Linked DNA regions of Homo sapiens: region 2 is linked to region 1. The links are chromatin loops, found by intact Hi-C in ENCODE. Cell type or tissue: heart left ventricle. All regions are shown on one strand. Each heading gives the region's core, and the rest is flanking DNA. Links, peaks and the distances in the headings are about the cores only. Region 1 overlaps THSD4 (thrombospondin type 1 domain containing 4). Region 2 overlaps THSD4 (thrombospondin type 1 domain containing 4).

Region 1 (5,384 bases), core at 72-5,071:
GATGAGAGATTTGGGGAGAAGCAGTCTACATTCTAGCAAAAAGGGTTAACATGCTACCAACGTGACATCTGAGAAAAGAGACAGCTGCATCTAGCAGCTACAACATCTCGCATGACCTTTGCAGGTGCGAGGCAGCCAGAGTGAATGTTATCTAGGAAGTTTGACACTGAAGAGGAGGAGGAGGATTAAGGGGTGCCAGAACTGAGGCAAGACGTGGTTTGTCTTTTCCTTTTTAAGGCTAGGATAATTGGAATATGTTTCCTGGAGGATGGAGAGGAGTTGGCAGAGTGGGAGATAAGAGATGGGAGGGAGAAGGGATGCGTGACAGAGGATAATCCTGAAGGAGGCAGGAGGGGTTAAGGTCAAGGGTGTGGCCTACTGACAGTTGGAGTTAGGGTCTCTGAGCTGAGATGGGAGGGTGGTTCTGAAGGGTGAAACAGAGGGGAGCCTAGAAGTCCCAGCAATCAGGTCAGTCTCACGCAGCACGAAAACCACAAGCTGAGACTCCAACCTTGGGAGAAACCCAAAGTTAAGGGTCAAAAAGGCATCAAGGATGGGACAACTGAAAAACAGCCGTGATGTCCAGAAGCCCACACGAGTTGGTCAGTAGTACCCAGCCCAGAAGACAGGGCTGACTGAAGATGACCAACAAGGATAAAGTTTGCTTTTGAAGACAGATTAGAATAAGCTATAGTCCATTAAAGCCACATACCAAATGCATGATTTCCCTGCTTGTTCTGCACTTTAGAGTCCAAATATTTTAATTAAACCAACATGTGAATATCAGAGATATCAAAAGAACAAGAACATTATTAATTTGGGAACCAAGGCAACTAACCACTTTATTCTTTTAAGTCATTTCCTCATTTAGCTCCAATCTCGGTAACAAACATTTCGATATCTCTACGATAATTTTCCTGGATTTAAAACCACAGTTTTGATTTTTACCCCTTGGGGATTTATTTCTTATCTCTTGGGCCCTTTTGAACAAGGCAGTTATCAGATTAACTTTTAGCTCACTGGCCTGGGGTTGAATAGGTCATTTCCCTCCTGAATCATAGGCTCCTAAGAATTCAAGCCAAAATTCCAGGCTGGCTTTAAGTAATGAATACTGTAATTAACTTCTAACCAAGCAAGCTAACATTTTGCTTGGAGAAAGCATCCTTTTCCCAAACAAATGCCTTTCAAATAAAAACAATTTCATGCCCTCTTTTTCCAGCCTGATACTTTCCAGGGCTTGGGAATAACCACTGTGTTGTGCAAGAGTATATTCTTGGAGCCTCTTAAAATCCAGTTTGCTCTGGTTTTTGGTTCTGCCATAGAAGCTGCACCATCTTTTAGGACTATATTGTTTTTAAGAGAGTTAACTGAGTTCCCTTCCATCTGTACTGTCTGGGAAGTTTTGTGGAAGTCCTGCCAAGCCTGGTTAGATGTGACTTCTGTCTGCCCAACTCACTGGACACAGGACAAAAACAGATCCCAGACCTTAGCAGATTGGGACTGCAGTCTGTGATTGAACGTCATCAATGACCTGCCAAGGCTGGGGAGGAGGGAGAGTAGGAGTGCTCTGACCCAGCAGGGGAGAGTATTTTACACGATGATAATAAAAAGCACCACTTCTAGACAGTTTTATGACTGTTTTTCATCCTCTGTAGACAATGCACCTCCTTATTGCCTGCATCTGGGACCTACCACGCCCAGTGCCTGGCCAAGGGCTATCGGCCTTGTCTTTAGCCCAACCCATGAAATAAGTGAAATGAAGACCTGTAGTAGGGTCAGTAATGGGAGTTTGAATGAGACAGTCTTGAGAAAATACCAAACGTGCAGCCAGAAAAACAAACTATATAGAAACTAACTGAAAGGGTATATCATTTAAGTGTCAGCTGTGAGATTTTTTTTCAGTCCTAGGGCAAAGCCATGTCAGGAACCAAAAGGAGAATAAGGCATCACATATATATATGCAGCAAGGAATTCATCTTGAGCTGGGTTAGGAATTTTTGCCAAACGGATTTTCATTCTGACCTGGAGTGTCTTTTGGTGTTTTGTTTAGTTTGGTTTGGTTTGGTTTTTGGCTGAGCCATGCATGTGGCAGTCTTTCTCTGAGGAAGTTTTTAAGTCACCACCTAATTTCTGTCAGCACTTAAAGTGAGGGGCAAATAGCGTTGCCCTGAAACCTGGCCTATTTTCTCAGCACTGTGGCAAAGACCCCTGTCCTGCTGTTATGGTGCTGCACACAGCTGTGCACAGAGCGTGGGTGGCCCTGGAACACTGCCACACGAAGCAGCGCTAAGCCGAGGTTTCCCTGCTGTGAGGTCCCGTCCCTGGACTACCGTGGACTGTGCAGTTACGTGGGAGGTAGAGTCGCGTGGTGTACAGATCACAAAATGGATTACATCCCCTACTCTGCTACATACTAACCATGTGGTTTGGGGGCACGCCTATTCTTTGCTCTAAAACTAGCTTTCTCACCTGGAAAACGGGATTGGAATAAGGACAGCCAGGGGGAGGAGTAATTAAAATAAGGTGTGTGAATTTACTCTGCGAACTATAAAATGCTACAGGGATGTAAGGGTGAATTGCCTACAGGTTCTGCTGATTTGGTTTTCTGGTTGTCGTTAGGCCTTAGCCAGTAATTAGTGACCAAATGTAAGATGGGGGAAAAAAGGGTTTAGCAGCAGCACCTGTGTGAAAAAAAATCAAAGCGTTTTTATCATGTAGGTGGGGTTCCATGGAAAGCTGAGCTGCAGCAATTGAAGTGGACTGTGGAGAAGAAGGGGCATCACGGTTCTGCTCTCCTGTGCCATGATCAGACCCGTCCTAGTTATTACCTTCCAGGGGGGCTCCTCACTGGTCTATAGATGACGTAGATCAGCCGGATAACATGTGGCAGGAGGAGGCATCTAGGAAGCACCAGGACCTTAACTGGAAACGCTGGGAAGAAAGTGAAGCTGTCTTCGTATTTTCTTAAGGGTCTTATGTAGAAGTTGGATTTGACTTGTTATCCCAGCTTTCCAGGGAAGAGTAAGAGCACTGGGTGGACACATGCAGGGTGTAGATATTAGCTTATCTAAGGCATGGTTCCCAAACTTTGCTACAAATCAGAATCACCAGGAAACTTTCAAATCTCCCATTGCCCAGGCCATACCTGAACCCATTAAATCAGAATTTCTGGGAGTGAGGCCCAGGCATCAGTTTAAAAAAAAAAACTTTTCAGGTGCTTGCCATGGGCAGCCAAGTTTGAGAAGCAGTGATGCATGCAGTAGTAAAAGCATCAGGACTAGTCAAGACGGGGTGAGCGGCTAGGGATGTGGGGAATCCCCTGCCTCTGAAGCTGCTCAGATCCAGGCTGGATGTCACTTGGTGATGATGAATTCAAGCCTTCCGCATAGAGGTAGACTAAGATAGATAAACTTCAAGCTCTTTCCCATCCTGAGGGGGCTGAGTCAATGCTCCAAAGTGGAAGTTTTCCAGTTTATTTAATTCCAAGGAACTATTTGTTCAAATAACATAAAATATTTAAAACAAAGCAACAGGGAGGTGCCCCCCTCCATTCCATTCCACCCTCTGTTCCAGGATGACCTCTGAGGACACTTTGTAGAAATCTGGAAACTTAATGAAAATCTCTTGGACTCCAAGGAACACAGTTTTAAAAACCACCAATTTAAGGGAAGGGAAATAGGATTTCCACAGAAATTATTTTCTTACTCAGCCATCTGTAGTTGGAATCTTGATTATTTTGATGAATAGAAGTAGCAAATCCCAAATGGAGGAGGGCCAAGATAAATGACCATGGACCTAATCTGTTTATTAGTTGGGAACATGAACAGCATCAGCCAGAATGTGGTTGACCCAGTGCCTCAGAAACTAGACCCAGGTCAATTTTGGCTTATTATCTTGGTGCCACATAGAGGATGTAAGACCCACCTCATCTGGCTCATACGGTATCTTCAAGGGGAAAAATACTTTATTATTATTTGTGAAAGTTCCCAAGCTCTGCATTCACAAGTTGAGTGTTAAGCCTGGATTGAGCTCTTTCCTTATGACCTGCAGTGAGCAGAGCAGGTCTTGAACCTAGGTATTCTCAGTGCCAATATATTTTTACAATTTCATGGTACGTTCTGTTCCACACAGACTCTAGTTCTGTATCAAAGCTGTAACTTACAAATGAGGAACAAAATGCAGCCTGGTACAGGGGAAAGAAGTAGCATATAGGTTTGAGTCCTGGTTCAACTCTTCACCAGCTGTGTCAGAGCAGACAAGTATCTAACTTAGTTTGCTTGCCTCTTAAATGGAATTCATTATATCTGTTTACCTATTTACCAAGATTATTGTGAGGTTAAAAGAAAAAGCCAAAGTCATATCCTCTTAAGTTCTATAAAATATGCATGATTATTGAAAGCAAAATATATATATGTATATATATATACATATATATATATAACATTGGGAGAATTTCAATATATGTAGATGAAATACACATGGCAAATATAACATAAATAGGGGAGACTTGAAGGACCTTTATTTTGTGTTTGTTTGGTTTCAGATTTTTTTTGAAAATAGGCTTTATTTTTTACATCAGTTTTAGGTTCACGGAAAAACCGAAGGTACAGAAAATTCCCCTATATTCCTAGCCTCCACACATGCAGAGCTTTTCCCATTGTTGCTTTTAAAATTTCTACATTTTGTTTGAAATGGTAAATATTAACTCAAAGTAGACTATGACAAATTAGGTTTGTATGTTTTAACACCTGGACAACAACTAAAAAATAGTTCAAAGAGATATGACCAACATGCAAATAGATAAATTATACAGAATACTGAAAATTATGCAAGTACAAAAAAAGAAAGGAAAAAGAACAGAGGAATAAAAAAGGTGACAAAGAAGAGCAATAAAATAGAGCGAAATCTAGTCATGACTCGTTGTAAATACAGATGGTCAGATTAGATTGAAAAAGAAAGACCCAGTGATATGCTGTCTATAAGAAATCCACTCTAAAGGTAATGATATATATAAATAGATTTAAAGGAAACACATTTTTGAAAAGATATTTCGGGGAAATACTAATCAAAAGCAGGAGTGGCTATATTAATATTACACAAAGTAGACTTCAAAACAAGGAAACATTACCAAGAATGAAGAGGCAGATTACATGATAATAAAGGGGAAATTAACCAAGAAAACATAACAGCCATAAAGGTATATGCATCTAAACAGCAAAACTCTAAAACACATGAAGCAAAAACTGATAGCGTTGAAAGGAGACATAGACAGATCCCCAACAATGCTTGGACACTTTAGTCTTCTTCTTAAAATAATTGATAGAACAAGTAGAGAACTTGACCTAATTGACATTTATACAACACTCCAACCAACAGCAGCAGAA
Region 2 (5,384 bases), core at 161-5,160, 53 kb after region 1:
AATATAGAGAATTCAGAAAGAATTCAAGTACTTCCAGTGCTACTCTGGTGAATATCAAAGTTAGACACATTTGCTAACTGATCCCAGCTTGACTTCTCATGAGTTTTCTGGCTCTAGGTGAGTGATTTAACCTCTCTGAGCCTGTTTCCTCATCTGAATATGAAGGTAATCATATCAACCTCTTAAGGTTGTTACGAGGTTTTCATAAGATGCTATACATAAAGAGAATTACCCATTGCTTGGGATATGGGAAACACTTAATAAATATTGGTTCCCATCTCTCTATGTTTATTTTTTCTGCCAGCTATTTCTATCTCATTACTGGTAGTAAAATACATAGGACCTAAACCCCAAAGATAATTCAGCAGCGACTGTATATAGGACACCAATTATACCAAATATCCATAGATGTGTGAAATCATATCAGATCATTACAGTCACACACGTGAAGATAAGCAGTACAATCGAACTCATATGTCTACCATTCTTAGAAGAGAAGGGAGCAGGATTCAGGGCCTTTTTTGCTTGTGGCTTCCTATTGACTTTAGACCTAAGCTTAAAGAACCAAGGGTGGTATGAACCCTGGCAAAGACAACCTTTATTTCTGCTAAGATTAGAAACAAAGGATTTGTTGCCCTGTTGTCCAAAAGGGTCAAGATACAATTGAATGTGGCCAAGGGTTTTGGTTCTGGATTTATAAGGATGTCAGGGCCTGCTGGAAATTCCCTGCCCTAGGAATTTGACATTATCCCCAAAGAAAATGAAATAAGAGCATGCTTATTTCTTGAAAGGTAAGTTTTAAACATTAACTGGCTTCAGAATATAAAAATAAATGTTCCTTCTCACCATATGGGTTGAATGAAAGTTGGTATTTCGAATACCCCACCAGCCTGGTCACAGTGATTAGTCCAGGAGTAGACATGTGATCCAACAGGTGGATGTGTGACCCAAGCTGAGCCACAGAATCCTTCCCAAGGACATTTCATTTGTGTTTTAGGGAAGAGACTCACTAAGAGGTTGTGAGCTCAAGGGCTGGCAGTGGCCCTACTGAGGCTTGTGCAAAAAGCCAGTCTGAGAGAATGAGACCTAAGTCCATGGAGAGGCAGAGACCAAGGAGTTTCTGGCTTTAGAGTCTTTCTGACTCCACCAAGAAAGGAATATATTCCATTTCTGCTGCTTCCCAGATCCCTGGAAACTAACTAGGAGTATATCAAGCTTAGGGAGTCTTTTTCTACTCTGGAGGCACAGTAGCCCAACTCTTACTCATGAGAGTCTACCAAGTCTATTATTTATGCCCAGAATTATTTCCTTTCTTCTCTATCAATTCTGAGTTTACTGCAACCTTAGATTGTCTTAGTTCCGGGGAGATCTGTCACAGTCTCTAGTCTTCAGGAGCAGCCATTTTGTCTGCCTCTGGGTCTGGATTGCATTTTATTGATTGCATTTATTGCAATAGATATATTTATTCTCATCTCTTCGCGAATCAGTGATCCACAAAAGTGCAACTGCAGGAATTCTTTAGGTACAGAAACATGCCTAATTGCCATCACTTCTCACTGAAAGCATTTATCCCTATTAAATATTACTTTTTCTCATGTGTGCTTTTCTCTGTGGATTACATTTTATCTACTATTTGAATTACTCCATCTTGTTTCTTATTGTTGATTTTCACCTGATGTATCTTCATCAATTTCTTAATTTTCAAACGTTCTATGTATTTTTAAGGTATGTCTTTCAGGACTATTTTTGTCTTTATTTTTACCCAATCTATAAACCTCTGTATTTTAAGAGTTAAATTTTAACCATTTATATTTATTGTAATCACTTATATGTTTGGACTTTTCCCTACCATCTTATTTTGTGTTTTCTATTTTCATGCTTTCTTGCTTCTTTCCTCTTTCCTTTCAACATGCTTGTTATTAGTCAGGTTTTCTTAATTCCATTTTTTCCCCTCCAACATTTTGGAAGTTATAAATCTTCTAGTGGTATTTCTTCTGTGATAAGATTCAAATTTTTAGCACAGAATTTTAAACTTTTATGTCTCCATTAGTGTCAAGTTATCAGTGACCACATCCTCTCCTAAAAGAAAATAGAAGCCTTCCCCTTTTATTTACCTCCACTCTCTCAATCTACAATATCTCCAAAAAGATGTTGATATTATCTGGATCTAGCTCCAGATTAATGTTAATTTTATAGAAAATATAGATTTAAATTTTAAAATAGTTTTCTGCTTTCCCCCCAAAGATTTTTTTATTGAAATATAATTCACGTACCATAAAATTTACCCTTTAAAAATATAGAATTCATTGGTTTTTAGTAAATTCACAAAGTTGTACAACCATATTCAGCATTATCCAATTCCAGCACATTTTTATCATTCCAAAAAGACACCTGGCATCCATTAGTAATAACGGCTTTTATTGGTGTCTTTGCCAGCTCCTTCTTTTATGTCCTGTGTCTTCTTCCTGGTTCTTTTTTATTTTGCTAAAGACTATAACCCAGGAAGTCTTTCAAATAGGATTTGTAAGTGGTAAGGTTTCTGAGCCCTTGAATACCTGAAAATGACTTCATTTTGCACTTTGACACGAATGCTTCTGGCAGATGACTCACTGCTTCCTCTTCCTTGGCACAGTCAGGCCAGCCCGGCTGCTCTTGGCCAGTAACTCAGCTGATCACTCATTGTCCTGAGGCCTCCATCCTGATCTCCATGTCCACCACCAATATAGCCTGAAGCACATGAGTTTTGCTAGAGCTCCTCCTCTGTGTGCATTTGGACTATAGTTTCCTTCTTCAATTTGATCTCATCTGTCTTTCATTGTTCAAAGATTCCCCATAATTTCTGGTCCATCAAGGCTGATTGCCCTTTCTTGTCTTCAAATGCTGTCTCATGCGCGTGTGCAAACACACACACACACACACACACACACACAGAGATAGAGATACACACACATGAACACATTCATTCACTTTCCAGACGCACATATTCTGCCATTTCTGAGCATTTACAGTAAGAGAAGGCTGAGACGGGCTCATTCTCCCTGAAGTACACAATCTCTTCAAGGACTTGCCAAAAATAGCAGAAGATAACTACAAGTTTTGATCAAAGTTTGCAGTCTTCTGTTCTGCCACACACTTAGTACAGATGTAGGATCTCATAGCATTGAGGGGTCTTTCAGATTATGTTTTCAAACCCCTCACTTTCTCTTTTCAGATAAGACCACAGCGACCTGGGAAAGTGCAACGTCTTAGCCAAAGACACAGAACTATTTAGCGACACTGTCTAGACTCTAGTTTCCATGTCTCCTGACTTCAGTCTAGTGTTCCACCCCTGCCGCCCACCCCTGCCCCATCCTCATTCCTCCTGCAGGAGAGGCCAGACCTTTGCCTGCTGCAGCTTGTGGCTCTTCTCCTGCCTTCAGTTCTTCCATTGCCTGCAGCACTTGAAAGAAAAGGACAAGACACGAATACACTCCAAATCATAAACTAACATGGAAGAAAATAGGAGAAACAGAGTGGGAAATCTTATAGTTTTTTTTTGGCTGGGCACAGTGGCTCACGCCTATAATCCCAGCACTTTGGGAGGCCAAGGCAGGCAGATCACTTGAGGTGTCAGGAGTTTGAGACCACCCTGGCCAATATGACAAAACCCCATCTCTACTAAAAATACAAAAATTAGCCAAGCATAGGGGCTCACACCTGTAGTCCCAACTACTTAGGAGGCTGAGGTAGGAGAATTGCTTGAACCTGGGAGGCAGAGGTTGCAGTGAGCCGAGATTGCACCACTGCACTCTAGCCTGGGCAACAGAGCAAGACTCCATCTCAAAAAAAAAATTTTTTTTTAGTAAAAAAATCCCGTAGTTTTTTAATGCTACGAAGATGGCAAAAAAGAAGACATAGACAAAGCAGAAACTGATGGCCTCTGCTATTTCATGCCCTGTGTGACTACTTCATCATTTGTTGGTTTGGGGGTTTTATAATTTTTTTTTTCTGTAGATGCGTGTTTTTCTTTCTCTCTATTTTTATTTGATTGTGTGGCTGCCTATGGACAGCAAAGCTAATATTTAGAGTTTGAACTGCAGACATTGTTGCAGGCTTCTTATAAAGGTAGTCGATTCTTTAAAGTCTATAATAAAGTACATAGACCACAGCTTTACAACTTTAAATCAAAAAGTATTAAGAGGCTGGGCACAGTGGCTCACGCCTGTAATCCCAGAACGATGGGAGGCCGAGGCAGGAGGATTGGTTGAGGCCAGGAGTTCAAGACCAGCCTGGGCAATATAATGAGACCCTGTCTCTAAAAACAAATTTTTTTTTTTTTAAACAGAGTCTTGCTCGTCACCCAGGCTGGAGTGCAGTGGCACGATCTTGGCTCACTGCAACCTCTACCTCCCAGGTTCCAGTGATTATCTTGCCTCAGCCTCCTGACCCCAGGCGATTTGCTCACCTTGGCCTCCCAAAGTGCTAGGATTATAGGAGTGAGCCACCGCGCCTGGCCCCCGTCTCTAAAAAAAATTGTTTTAATTAGTCGGGCAAGGCCTGGCATGGTGGCTCATGCCTGTAATCCCAGCACTTTGAGAGGCCGAGGCAGGCAGATCATTTGGGTTCAGGAGTTCAAGACCAGCCTGGGCAACATGGCAAAACCCCATCTCTACAAAAAAATACAAAAATTAGCCAGGTGTGGTGACATATGCCTGTAATTCCCAGCTACTCTGGAGGCTGAGGTGGGATGATCACTTGAGTCTGGGGAGTGGAGGTTGCAGTGAGCCAAGATCACTCCGCTGCACTCCAGCCTGGGTGACAGAGTGAGATCCTGCCTCAAAAAAAAAATAAATAAATAAAAGAACGAATGAACCAGGCAAGGCAGTGCACACCTGTGGTCCCAGCTACTCTGGAGGCTGAGGTGAGAGGACCACTTGAGCTCAGGAGGTTGAGGCCGCAGTGAGCCATGATCACACCACTACACTCCAGCCTGGGTGACAGAGTGAGACCTTGTCTCAAAAACAAGGAAAAATATTGAGTAAACCAAACATGAACAAAAAACATTTTGCAAAGTAATAGATACTAAATGGGATGATTTATCAGCAAACAGTTGTATGCATTTTATTTCCATAAACTAATGAAATGAACCAACATATGTAATTGCCTGGCTTCTTTGTGGGGTCACTACCCCATGGTGCAGATTTCAGCACCACATTAGGAAACAAGAAGATTGGGCTCTGTAGTCACAGTTCCCGCTGGCTGCCCTGTTGGAAGGGGAGGGTTGACCATAGGGTACATTTTCCCAAGTCTTAGGTCTTCTCCTCAGCTTTGGGTGTTCACAGGTGTGCAGAGTGTAGGAGTTCATTCAGTCACAGTATCCACCTCCTAAGAGAATAACAGATAAG

What was found. A loop is a pair of places that touch in the nucleus more often than their neighbours do. Peaks named below come from ENCODE experiments on the same cell type or tissue, not always from the same donor. Only the 100,000 strongest peaks of a DNase experiment are listed, where the experiment ranks them.
Region 2: a loop joins it to region 1, with 4 times the contacts of the local background. A loop is called at or near these places in 1 of 110 quality-filtered maps.

What each region holds. Positions count from the first base shown.
Region 1 is chr15:71,706,670-71,712,053 of GRCh38, forward strand. The region is part of intron 8 of THSD4 (thrombospondin type 1 domain containing 4); the gene reads left to right. Among named protein-coding and RNA genes, the nearest start is that of THSD4-AS2, 18 kb to the left of the region's middle. In heart left ventricle, for the core only: no CTCF peak of the experiment used is centred there; a DNase peak (open chromatin) is centred at 2,259; H3K27ac peaks cover 3,990 bases.
Region 2 is chr15:71,759,250-71,764,633 of GRCh38, forward strand. All of the region lies in intron 15 of THSD4 (thrombospondin type 1 domain containing 4), which reads left to right. Among named protein-coding and RNA genes, the nearest start is that of NR2E3, 49 kb to the right of the region's middle. RefSeq lists an enhancer at 1,979-3,178. In heart left ventricle, for the core only: no CTCF peak of the experiment used is centred there; a DNase peak (open chromatin) is centred at 2,643.